Regions from separate parts of the Homo sapiens genome. Here region 1 is linked to region 2. The links are chromatin contacts, found by Hi-C or POLR2A ChIA-PET in ENCODE. All regions are on one chromosome and are shown on one strand. The core of a region is the stretch at or near the end of the contact, and the rest is flanking DNA. Distances in the headings are between cores, read along the strand shown. Region 1 overlaps P4HB (prolyl 4-hydroxylase subunit beta). Region 2 overlaps SLC38A10 (solute carrier family 38 member 10).

The links. Hi-C counts contacts between places; a loop is a spot of excess contacts on that map. ChIA-PET counts read pairs that join two places held with the same protein, here RNA polymerase II (POLR2A).
Region 1: POLR2A ChIA-PET joins it to region 2 with 11 read pairs in A673. The contact joins two enhancer-like sites. A Hi-C loop is called at or near these places in 1 of 168 maps with a recorded cell type or tissue (breast epithelium). POLR2A ChIA-PET finds 5 or more read pairs at or near these places in 2 of 52 experiments (A673 and GM10248).

What each region holds. Positions count from the first base shown.
Region 1 is chr17:81,852,050-81,857,105 of GRCh38, reverse strand. It overlaps P4HB (prolyl 4-hydroxylase subunit beta), which reads left to right. Exons shown (of 11, transcript NM_000918.4): 3 at 1,520-1,653; 4 at 1,827-1,964. Among named protein-coding and RNA genes, the nearest start is that of P4HB, 6.0 kb to the left of the region's middle. RefSeq lists an enhancer at 1,130-1,629. Within about 2 kb of position 1,630, at least 3 of the 41 ENCODE cell types and tissues checked have a DNase peak (open chromatin) inside an H3K27ac peak, as active enhancers do.
Region 2 is chr17:81,248,297-81,253,370 of GRCh38, reverse strand. It overlaps SLC38A10 (solute carrier family 38 member 10), which reads left to right. Exons shown (of 16, transcript NM_001037984.3): 12 at 131-298; 13 at 688-1,176; 14 at 1,759-1,878. Among named protein-coding and RNA genes, the nearest start is that of NDUFAF8, 12 kb to the right of the region's middle. RefSeq lists an enhancer at 1,023-1,690. Within about 2 kb of position 1,851, at least 3 of the 41 ENCODE cell types and tissues checked have a DNase peak (open chromatin) inside an H3K27ac peak, as active enhancers do.

The DNA.
Region 1 (5,056 bases), core at 381-2,880, 600 kb before region 2:
CAAAAAATACAAAAATTAGCTAGGGCTGGGCACAGTGGTTCATCCCGGTAATCCCAGCACTTTGGAAGGCCGAGGTGGGCGGACTGCTTAATCCCAGGAGTTTGAGACCATCCTAGGCAACGTGGCAAAACCCCATCTCTACAAAAAATAGAAAAATTGGCCGGGCATGGTGGCTCACGCATGTAATCCCAGCACTTTGGGAGGCCGAGGCGGGCGGATCACGAGGTCAGGAGTTCAAGACCAGCCTGGCCAACACAGTGAAACCCCGTCTCTACTAAAAATACAAAAATTAGCTGGGCATGGTGGCGGGCGCCTGTAATACCAGCTATTTGGGAGGCCGAGGCAGGAGAATCACTTGAACCTGGGAGATGGAGGTTGCAGTGAGCCAGGATGGCGCCACTGCATTCTCCAGCCTGGACGACAGAGGTAGATTCCGTCTCAAAAAAAAAAAAAAAAAAGAAGAAACATTGCTGGGCGCAGTGGCTCACCTCTGTAATCCTAGCACTTTGGGAGACCGCTGAGGCAGGTGTATCACCTGAGGTCAGGAGTGAGACCAGCCTGGCCAACATGGGGAACCCTGTCTCTGCTAAACATACAAAAATTAGCCGGGTGTGGTGGCGGGCACCTATAATCCTAGCTACGCGGGAGGGTCAGGCAGGAGAATTGCTTGAACCCGGGAGGTGGAGGTTGCAGTGAGCCGAGATCACACTATTGCACTCCAGCCTGAGCAACAAGAGCAAAACTCCGCCTCAAAAAAAAAAAAAAAAAAAAGTTAGTTGGGTGTGGTGGCACATGCCTGTGGTCCCAGCTACTTGGGAGCCTGAGGTAGGAGGATTGCTTGAGCCCAGAAGTTCGAGGTTGCAGTGAGCCATGATCATGCCACTGCACTCTAACCTGGGTGACAGAGCAAGACCCTGTCTTCCAAGAAAAAAAAAAGGGCTGGGATTGGTGGCTCATGCCTGTAATCCCAGCACTTTGGGAAGTCGTGGTGGGCAAACTGCTTGAGCACAGGAGTTAAAGACCAGCCTGGGCAACGTGGCAAAACCCCGTCTCTACAATAAATACAAAAATGAGCTGGGTGTGGTAGCGTGCATCTGTACCCCAGATACTCAGGAGGCTGAGGTTGGGAAGATTGCTTGAGCCCAGTGGGTGGAGGCTGCAGTGAGCCAAGATTCTGCCACTACCCTCCAGCTGGGTAACAGAGTGAGCCCCTGTGTCAAAAGAAAAAAGAAAATGCAGAGAGATCAGAGAAAAAAAATGGGTTTGTGATCCTGTTATTCAGAGACAGAATCACCCTCTTCCCTCTCCACTCCCCATAAACACAACCACAGTCTCACGTACACTGGGGTTTAGGAGGCGGGCGGACGGCACCGGGCCTCTTCCATGGTGGGAGAACATCTTACTTAGGTTGATTCAGGTGTCCTCAGCCTGGCTGGCAGAGAGCAGAGACGGGAGCAGGCGCGGCAGGGCAGGCGGCACTCCCTGTTTGAGAGTAGAACCTACATTTGTTTGGGGTTAGCTGGCAGAGAGGCTGATGACATCGTGAACTGGCTGAAGAAGCGCACGGGCCCGGCTGCCACCACCCTGCCTGACGGCGCAGCTGCAGAGTCCTTGGTGGAGTCCAGCGAGGTGGCTGTCATCGGCTTCTTCAAGGTAGAGACCAGAGCATTCCAGTCTTCCTTCCTTCCGTCATCCATTGAGGAGGGGTCCACAGCCTGCAGCTGGCAGTTCTGCACGTGTCCCCCCTGGCCTGGGCTCTACAGGGTCTGCCCTACTGCTTGGTGCTGCGGGATCATGACGACCTCTGCTTCTCCCTCCTCATTCAGGACGTGGAGTCGGACTCTGCCAAGCAGTTTTTGCAGGCAGCAGAGGCCATCGATGACATACCATTTGGGATCACTTCCAACAGTGACGTGTTCTCCAAATACCAGCTCGACAAAGATGGGGTTGTCCTCTTTAAGAAGGTGAGTGGCCCCAGGCAGCTCTGCCCAGGTTAGTTCTGGGGTTGGTCTGCAGAGGGTGGCGTTGCTCTCCTTATCGTTAAGGGAACCTTGCTCCTGGCACCTTTGGCCCAATAGGTATGTTCTGCAGCTTTGCCAAGTTGGGGTGTTGCGCTGATGCCTGTGGCCTGGTCTTCGCATTCAGCTGTGGGCTTTCTGGCCACTCTCCTGCCACAGCCGCCTCAGAACTGCTTTTGACTGTTAGCTTTTTTTTTTTTTTCAATTATGATAAAACATGTAACAACATTTGCCCTTTTTTTTTTTTTGGGAGAGTCTTGCTCTGTCACCCATGCTGGAGTGCAGTTGCGTGATCTCGGCTCACTGCACCCTCCGCCTCCTGGGTTCAAGTGATTCTCCTGCCTCGGCCTCCCGAGTAGCTGGGACTACAGGCATGCACTACCATGCCCAGCTAATCTTTGTTTTAGTAGAGATGAGATTTCACCATTTTGGCCAGGATGGTATCAATCTCTTGACCTCGTGATCCACCCACCTCAGCCTCCCAAAGTGCTGGGATTACAGATGTGAGCCACCGCGCCTGGCCCCGTTTGCCTTTTTTTTTTTTGAGATAGGGTTTCTCACTCTGCCGCCCAGGCTGGAGTGCGGTGGTGCATTCTTAGCTCACTGCAACTTCTGCTTCCCAGGCTCAAGTGATCCTCTAACCTCAGCCTCCCGAGCAGCTGGAACTACAGGCGCGTGCCACCACGCTGGGCTGAGTTTTTGTATTTTTTGGTAGACATGGGGTTTTGCTGTGTTGTCCAGGCTGGTCTTGAACTCCTGAGCTCCGAGTGGTCTGCCTGCCTCAGCCTCCCAAAATGGTGGGATCACAGGCGTGAGCCACCGCGCCCGGCCACGTTTTAACTATTCTAAAGTATTAACTACATTCAGAGCGTCCTGCAGCATCCCTATTTCCAGAACGTTTTCCTTACCCAGAGGTCTGGAGTATTGGCGCTCTGGGCGTGTTCCCACCCAGGTGGCACCCACACTTCGTATGCCCCTCAGCCCCAAGGGCATTATGACCCCTAAGGATCCACTGTGAAAACTGCCATCCTGATCCCGCTGTCCTTCTCCTGGGGAAGGGCTCCTGGACAGTGTGGCCTCTTAGCCGCCTCTCCCCGTTACCAGGACACAGCAGGGTCCTTGTTTGCACAGTGTCAAGATGGGGCCTGTGGGTTTCTATTGTCTCTTTTCTCGGTCACCAGGCAGGTGGGGCTGGGGCCGCACACTTGTGCTCTAGGGACAGCTGAACCTGGATGTGGGTGATGGTGGGTTTGTGCCGCTCAGAGCCAGGGTAGTGTGGATAGGAGAGAAAGTCTCGGGAGAGGAGGGACCTGGGGAGTGAGGGGCAGGAGGGCGGCCGGGGGCGATCGGACCTTCAGCTCCTGTCCTGTGTCGTTTCCAGAGGGGAGAAGAACCTTTTAGACAGCAGCATCATAAGCCAAACGGTCAGACGGGCAGCCTCTGGGATTGGGGCTGAGTGGTTTTGGACACAAGGAACCCATTCACTTTCTTTTTTTTTTTCTTTTTCTTTTTTTGAGACAGAGTCTGTCTCTGTCGCCCAGGCTGGAGTGCAGTGGCGCGATCTCAGCTCACTGCAAGCTCCGCCTCACGGGTTCACGCCATTCTCCTGCCTCAGCCTCCCGAGTAGCTGGGACTACAGGGCACCCGCCACCACACCCAGCTAATTTTTTTGTATTTTTAGTAGAGACGGGGTTTCACCGTGTTAGCCAGGGTGGTCTCGAACTCCTGACTTCATGATCCGCCTGCCTTGGCCTCCCAAAGTGCTGGGATTACAGGTGTGAGCCACCGACCCATTCACTTTCTGTAGTAAGCACGGAGCATCCAGCACTCCCCGGGACCAGGTAGGAGGGAGGGTAGAGCCAGCTTCCTGGAGCGCGGTGGTGCGGGTGGGTCAGGATGGCTTGCTTCCATGTTCTTGTTCTTGTCATTTAGCTGTTTTTGCAGCCACTTCCTCAAGATAACTCAAGACAGTAGATGCTCTTTACCAGGAGACATTCTCTTGATGTCCCCTGAAGGGAAGAGAGTTGCTAAATTAGTCTATTGCCATTGCAAGGTGCCCAGGAAATTAAACCTCTGACTAGAAAAAGCCAGTGAAGTGTTGGATAAAGTTGAAGGAACCAAAGGTCTTTTTAGAGCTTTTATTAAAGAGAAAGTTCCAAGTCTTGTCCTGAAACTTGGGTTCTGGGGCAGACTTTCTCCAGAGCCCACGAAACTCGCGAACCCTGTGTTGTCACACAGCCCACAGCTCCTTCAGTGCCCTGGATGTCTGCAGTGGCCGCTGTGACTCTATGGACAGTTTGGTGATATGTGTCCGCGAAGGCTGGGAGGGTGGTTTCGTTGCTCTTGCCTGCAAAGGCTCACACGTGGCCATCCATGTGGGCTCCCCACAGGTTAACGTTCTGTCTCCATTCTCTGGAGTCCACTAGAGCTGGGCACAGACAAACCCACTTGGGTTTGATGCCAGTTGGTGGGTGGCGCTTTCCTGCCCACTGAAGGTGGCTCAGGTGTCTGTGATGGCGAACGTGGTCGTTGCAGGCAGCTCCGGGCAGAAGCCCGGCCCCCTGTCCGGTGCACGTGGTAGGGGCTGCCCTGGAAGTCAGAGCTCACCCCGCAGCTGAGAGGATGAGTCCAACTTGTTCCTTTTCCACCAGGCTGTTAACCCCCATCCCTCAAAGTGAGTGAGGCCTTCCTGTGTGTGCAGTGGCCACAGTGGGCAGCCTGGCTGAGTCGGGTGCTCTTGTGTGGCCCGCTCTTGCCTGCTCTTCCCTTCCTTCCCTAGCAGGCACTGCAACCCAGGAAAACCTCTGCGGGGGCTGCTGGTCACTGGCACCATGGGTGTGAGAGCTTCTGATATTTCACTTTTTCTTCTCCCCCAGCTGGCAGCACTGGGCCTGTTATTGTTGTTTGAGAAAGGGTCTCGCTCTGTTACCAGGCTGGAGTGCGGTGGCACAATCACACTTCACTGCAGCTTCGACCTCCTGGGCTCAAGCAGTCCTCCCACCCCAGCCTGCTGAGTAGCTGGGACCACAGGTGTGCAC
Region 2 (5,074 bases), core at 602-3,101:
GATCGAACAGGAAAAAGAAACTGCTTTGACTCTGCCATTTGGCTGGAAAATATGGTAACAGTCCAGGGAGAGCTGCCCCGCTCCTGGAGCTGCTTGGCAGTGCAGTTCCCTAACTGTGCCCTGCTCCCAGCCCAGGATCCGGTTGTGGCCGTGGCTGAGGATGGCCGGGAGAAGCCGAAGCTGCCGAAGGAGAGAGAGGAGCTGGAGCAGGCCCAGATCAAGGGGCCCGTGGATGTGCCTGGACGGGAAGATGGCAAGGAGGCACCGGAGGAGGCACAGCTCGATCGCCCTGGGCAAGGTGCTGGGCACTGGCTGGGGGTGCGGATGGGGAAGGGCGGCCCCGGGTCCTCCTTTGCAGGCTGGACACCCTGCGGGGTGGCTCTCAGGGCTGTGTGTATCTTTTTCCCTTCAGCCCAGCCTAAGTTCTGGTCCTTTTTGTTTTCTCTGTCTTTCAATTCAGATGAATGTCCTGCCCCTCCCAGAGCAACTTGTTTGCAGCTGCCCCTGTTGAACTTTAGCATCAGCTGTGCTTGGCCAGGCAGCAGGGAGGCCGGCAGGGGAGGTGGTATCTGTTGGCCTGTGTCACACTGTTGGGAGCCAGAACCCAGGGAAGAACCCAGTTCTAATTCCCTGGGAAGGGAAGGAGGGGCCTCAGCCTGACCCCATCTGTCCCCCGTGCCCTTGCAGGGATTGCTGTGCCTGTGGGCGAGGCCCACCGCCACGAGCCTCCTGTTCCTCACGACAAGGTGGTGGTAGATGAAGGCCAAGACCGAGAGGTGCCAGAAGAGAACAAACCTCCATCCAGACACGCGGGCGGAAAGGCTCCAGGGGTCCAGGGCCAGATGGCGCCGCCTCTGCCCGACTCAGAAAGAGAGAAACAAGAGCCGGAGCAGGGAGAGGTTGGGAAGAGGCCTGGACAGGCCCAGGCCTTGGAGGAGGCGGGTGATCTTCCTGAAGATCCCCAGAAAGTTCCAGAAGCAGATGGTCAGCCAGCTGTCCAGCCTGCAAAGGAGGACCTGGGGCCAGGAGACAGGGGCCTGCATCCTCGGCCCCAGGCAGTGCTGTCTGAGCAGCAGAACGGCCTGGCGGTGGGTGGAGGGGAAAAGGCCAAGGGGGGACCGCCGCCAGGCAACGCCGCCGGGGACACAGGGCAGCCCGCAGAGGACAGCGACCACGGTGGGTGTCAGCCTGGGCTCGTGTCGGAAGACACTCCCCTCTTGGGCTGGGGAGGCTGGGCAGGGGCAGCAGAATCGATGGTTCCTCCCTCAGTCCCCAGTCTCTCTCCCTGCACCAGATTAGCATGCAAATGGAGCGGGCCCCGGCAGCTGGTGGGGACAGGAAGAGGCTGGTGGCTGACAGCTACTGTAATATCTGTCACACAGTTGTTTGCCAGACCACTAAATGTCAGGTGCCGCGCTGTGCTCGTGTGTCTGGGCGCACACGGGGGGCGGCGCGGGGGGCGCCTGACAGGTAACACGTTGTTAAGTGCCCGTCTAAGAGCTGCTTAGGACAGTTCTTGCATTTTAATTGCGAAGGCAGTTACCATTGGCTCATTGCCACAAGCCTATGAGGTTGTTAAATATTTTTTTATTGCTTCGCTAGTAATCATCAGGTTGAATATAAACTGTGCTGACGGGGGTGTCACTTTAGAAACATCTGCCACTTCCTTTTGTCCCGCCCTTGCCTTCTGTCCCCCAACCCCCCAAACCCTCCCTTGACTTTCCTGCAAAACCTTCTGAGTCTTCACCGTGTGTGCAGGTGGGAAGCCTCCCCTCCCAGCGGAGAAGCCGGCTCCAGGGCCTGGGCTGCCGCCCGAGCCTCGCGAGCAGAGGGACGTGGAGCGAGCGGGTGGAAACCAGGCGGCCAGCCAGCTGGAGGGTAAGGCCTCCGCCCTACAGCCGCCTGCCTCAGGCCCAGGGAGCGGCAGCCCCCTCCCCCAGCCCTGGGGTGATGCCCAGGTCATCCTCGGGAGCCCTGCCAGGCCCCCCTTCTCTTTCCAGCCGCCTGCTGAGCAGACCCCTCGGAGAGCTTTCTGCTCCCTTCCCATCAGCAGCTTGCTTTCTGGGAACCTTTTATCTGCCTTACTCCCCTTTAAACACCTGCGGCATCGTCACATGGCTTGTGATTACCGTTTTATCTCCCTTGCTCCCCTTTAAAACACCTGCGGCATTGTCACTTGGCTTGTGATTACCATTTCGTCTTTAAAGCAGGTTTGTTAACAGTTTTAACACTCGGAGTATTTAAAGCCAGCCAGGTGTGGGCGTGCCTGCACCCAGATGTGGAGGTTTATTTTAAGGCTGTGCCCCAAGGGGACCCAGTTTGGGGGTGGCTGTGCCCGCCCTGGTCCTAGCATAGCCCTGGCCCAGAGCACTGCTCCCACACCCTCGGGCCTCGGAGCTCGGCTGTGTTCATCTACAGGGATCTGTCACCTGTCCCTCCAGGAAAGCTCCTTACGCCTTTGCTCTCCTGAGAATAAAACTTGCTCTGAATCCTCCTCCAAACTTCTCGCCCCTTGGGTCTCAGCTGTTGGCTTTTTGCGACCCCTCCTTGTGGCCTCATGCAGTTGGGTAGCAGCAGCCCCGTCTGTGAGCCTGCTGGGGACAGGCTTCTGTGCCATGTCCTCTCCCAGGCTAGGGGTCCACCCGCCCTCTGAGGGTGTGTGGCTGGGCCCCCGCTCACCAAAAGTCACGTGCATTTGGTGGCAGTGTCCAAGCCTTCTCTCAAGATGGTCAACCCTGCCCCATGCGGGGTCCACGTGTGCCTCAGCATTGAGAGGGTCTGTTCCAGGGATCTGTGTGGGGGTCGCAGGGCACAGCCGCTCCAGCCTCCTGTGCCAAGCCCCTGGGAGCAGGTGTGGGAGCTCCGGGCCAGCCCTGGCACGGGCACCTCCCAGGATGTTCGTAAGACACACGCTTCCTGCCCGCGCATCTTGCCCTGTGGCCTCAGGACAGCCGGTCCGAGGGAGGGCAGGTGCAGCAGCCACGTCCCAGTCGCTGCGGCCTGGCTTCTCCAGGTGCAGCTCGCCCTCCTTGCACCTGCAGCGCGGAAGGCAGAGCCAAAAGGCGCCCCCTGGGCTCCCGGAGCTCTGAGCCACTTCAGGAGTTCGGGCATGTGGGGTTTTGTCTCCGGTTTTAGTCTGGCCATGTTTGTTGGTTCCAATTCCTATGCTCTGTTACCTGAACCTGTTTGATTCTTTTGATTTTCTTCTTTCTGAAAAAGACTTTTCACGGTTTCCTATTCTGCCTTTCTTCCGTATGCCTCTCAACGGGACGAGCAGCTGAAATTAAAAAGATAGTAGCAGGTACGAACCCAAAGGAGTGTGCTGAAGTCAAGAGCCTGTCTGGCGGGCCACAGACCTGAGCGCAGCCCCTCGGTGGCACACCTGCCCCAGGGACAGCCCTGCATGGGGACACGTGTCAGGCCCCAGACCTGCGCACGCACCCAGGCTCAGCCACAGCCCCTCAGGCAGGGTCCCGATGCCCACTCTGCTCCCTTGTGTTACAAATGCCGTGGTCCTTCTCAGCCCTGCTGTGGCCTTGCCTGTCATCAGAGGGCAGCTGGTCTCTGCAAGCGTCTGAGTGCAGGCTGCTTAGGGCACCAGCCAAGGGGGGACGCTGCCTGCACTGCTGCCTCATGGGCCACCTTGACAGATCTGCATGGGTCTCAACAGGTGGGTGGCTTCGTGCCTTCTGCAGCCCAGTCCCCGTGGTCTTGGTGGGCTCTGGCTGTAGGAACAGCCTGTCTCCTCCACGGTGCTTCACATGTGTCCCACGTGGCTTCTGGCTGGACGTGGCATGGCTCCTTCCCCCCTCCCCCTCTTTTTTCCTCCTCTTCCTCTTCCTTCCTCCCTCCTCTTCCCTCCTCCCTCCTTCTCCCTCCTCTTCTCTCCTCCCTCCTCTTCCCTCCTCCCTCCTCTTCCCTCCCTCCTTCTCCCTCCCTCCTTCTCCCTCCTCTTCCCTCCCTCCTTCATCCTCCTCTTCCCTCCCTCCTGCTCCTCTTCCCTCCCTCCTCCTCCTCTTCCCTCCTTCCTCCTCTTCCCTCCTTCCTCCTCTTCCCTCCTTCCTCCTCTTCCCTCCTTCCTCCTCTTCCCTCCTTCCTCCTCCTCCCTCCTCCTCTTCCCCCACCTTCCTTCTCCCTCCTCCTCTTTCTCCCTCCCTCCTCCCCCTCCCCCTCCTCCCTTCTGTCTCCTCTTTCCTCCTCTTCCCAGCACCAGGCCCAGGGCTAGTCCTTTGAGGAGCAAGTGAGGCCATGGTGCCTGCTCTTTCGGAACCCTGCCCTGGAGTATGGGGAGGTGTCACCAGCACATGGGATCTCGTCCTTGTACCATTGACATTCCGTGGTTGAGCCCCGCAGCACCCAGGGCGAGCACGTGGCCCACGGCCGAGGTGGCTGGTCTGCCACCTGCACTTCCTCCTGTGAAAGGAGGTGTGCGGGAGACCTGCTCTGCCCGTCATGGCCTTTCCCTGCAGGCAGGCGTCTGGCCCGGGGTGCTAGCAGGGAGCAGGGGCTGCTGCTTGAGGGCCGGCCCCATGGCCCTGATCTCCTTGGAGCCAGCCCTGTCCCCCACATCCAGGGGTCTGGGCGAGGCCCAGGGCTGCGTTCCTGGGAGAATGCTGACCCTGCACTTCTCTGGCTGGTCATGGTGTCACCACTGGGGAGGCTGGGCCGGCACGTCAGTCTATGCCTGGCATGCAGGGCCGTCCCTGAGATATTTGCTCTCACCACTCACAAAACATCCTTCTCGCTCCTGGATTGAACTTTTATGCCTCACAGCCCTAACCCATCATTTTTCAAAGCTTCCTATAATAATTTGAAAACATCTTGTAAAAATGACATAAGTCACAGCCGCTTGCGGCAAATAACTGGCCAGTGTTGAAGCGAGTCAGACCGGGTGCTCCTGCACCAAGTGTGTGCCAGCCGTAACCCGGGCAGGCCTGTCCTCTGGCCCTTGCTGCAGGCACCAGCTCTTAACACGGGGTGCACTGGGGCTCCCCATCACGCAGGACCTGCCCAGAATTTCCACAGTGGATGGTGTTCAGGAGCGGTGGTTAGGATGGCTGGCGGGGGCCTCACT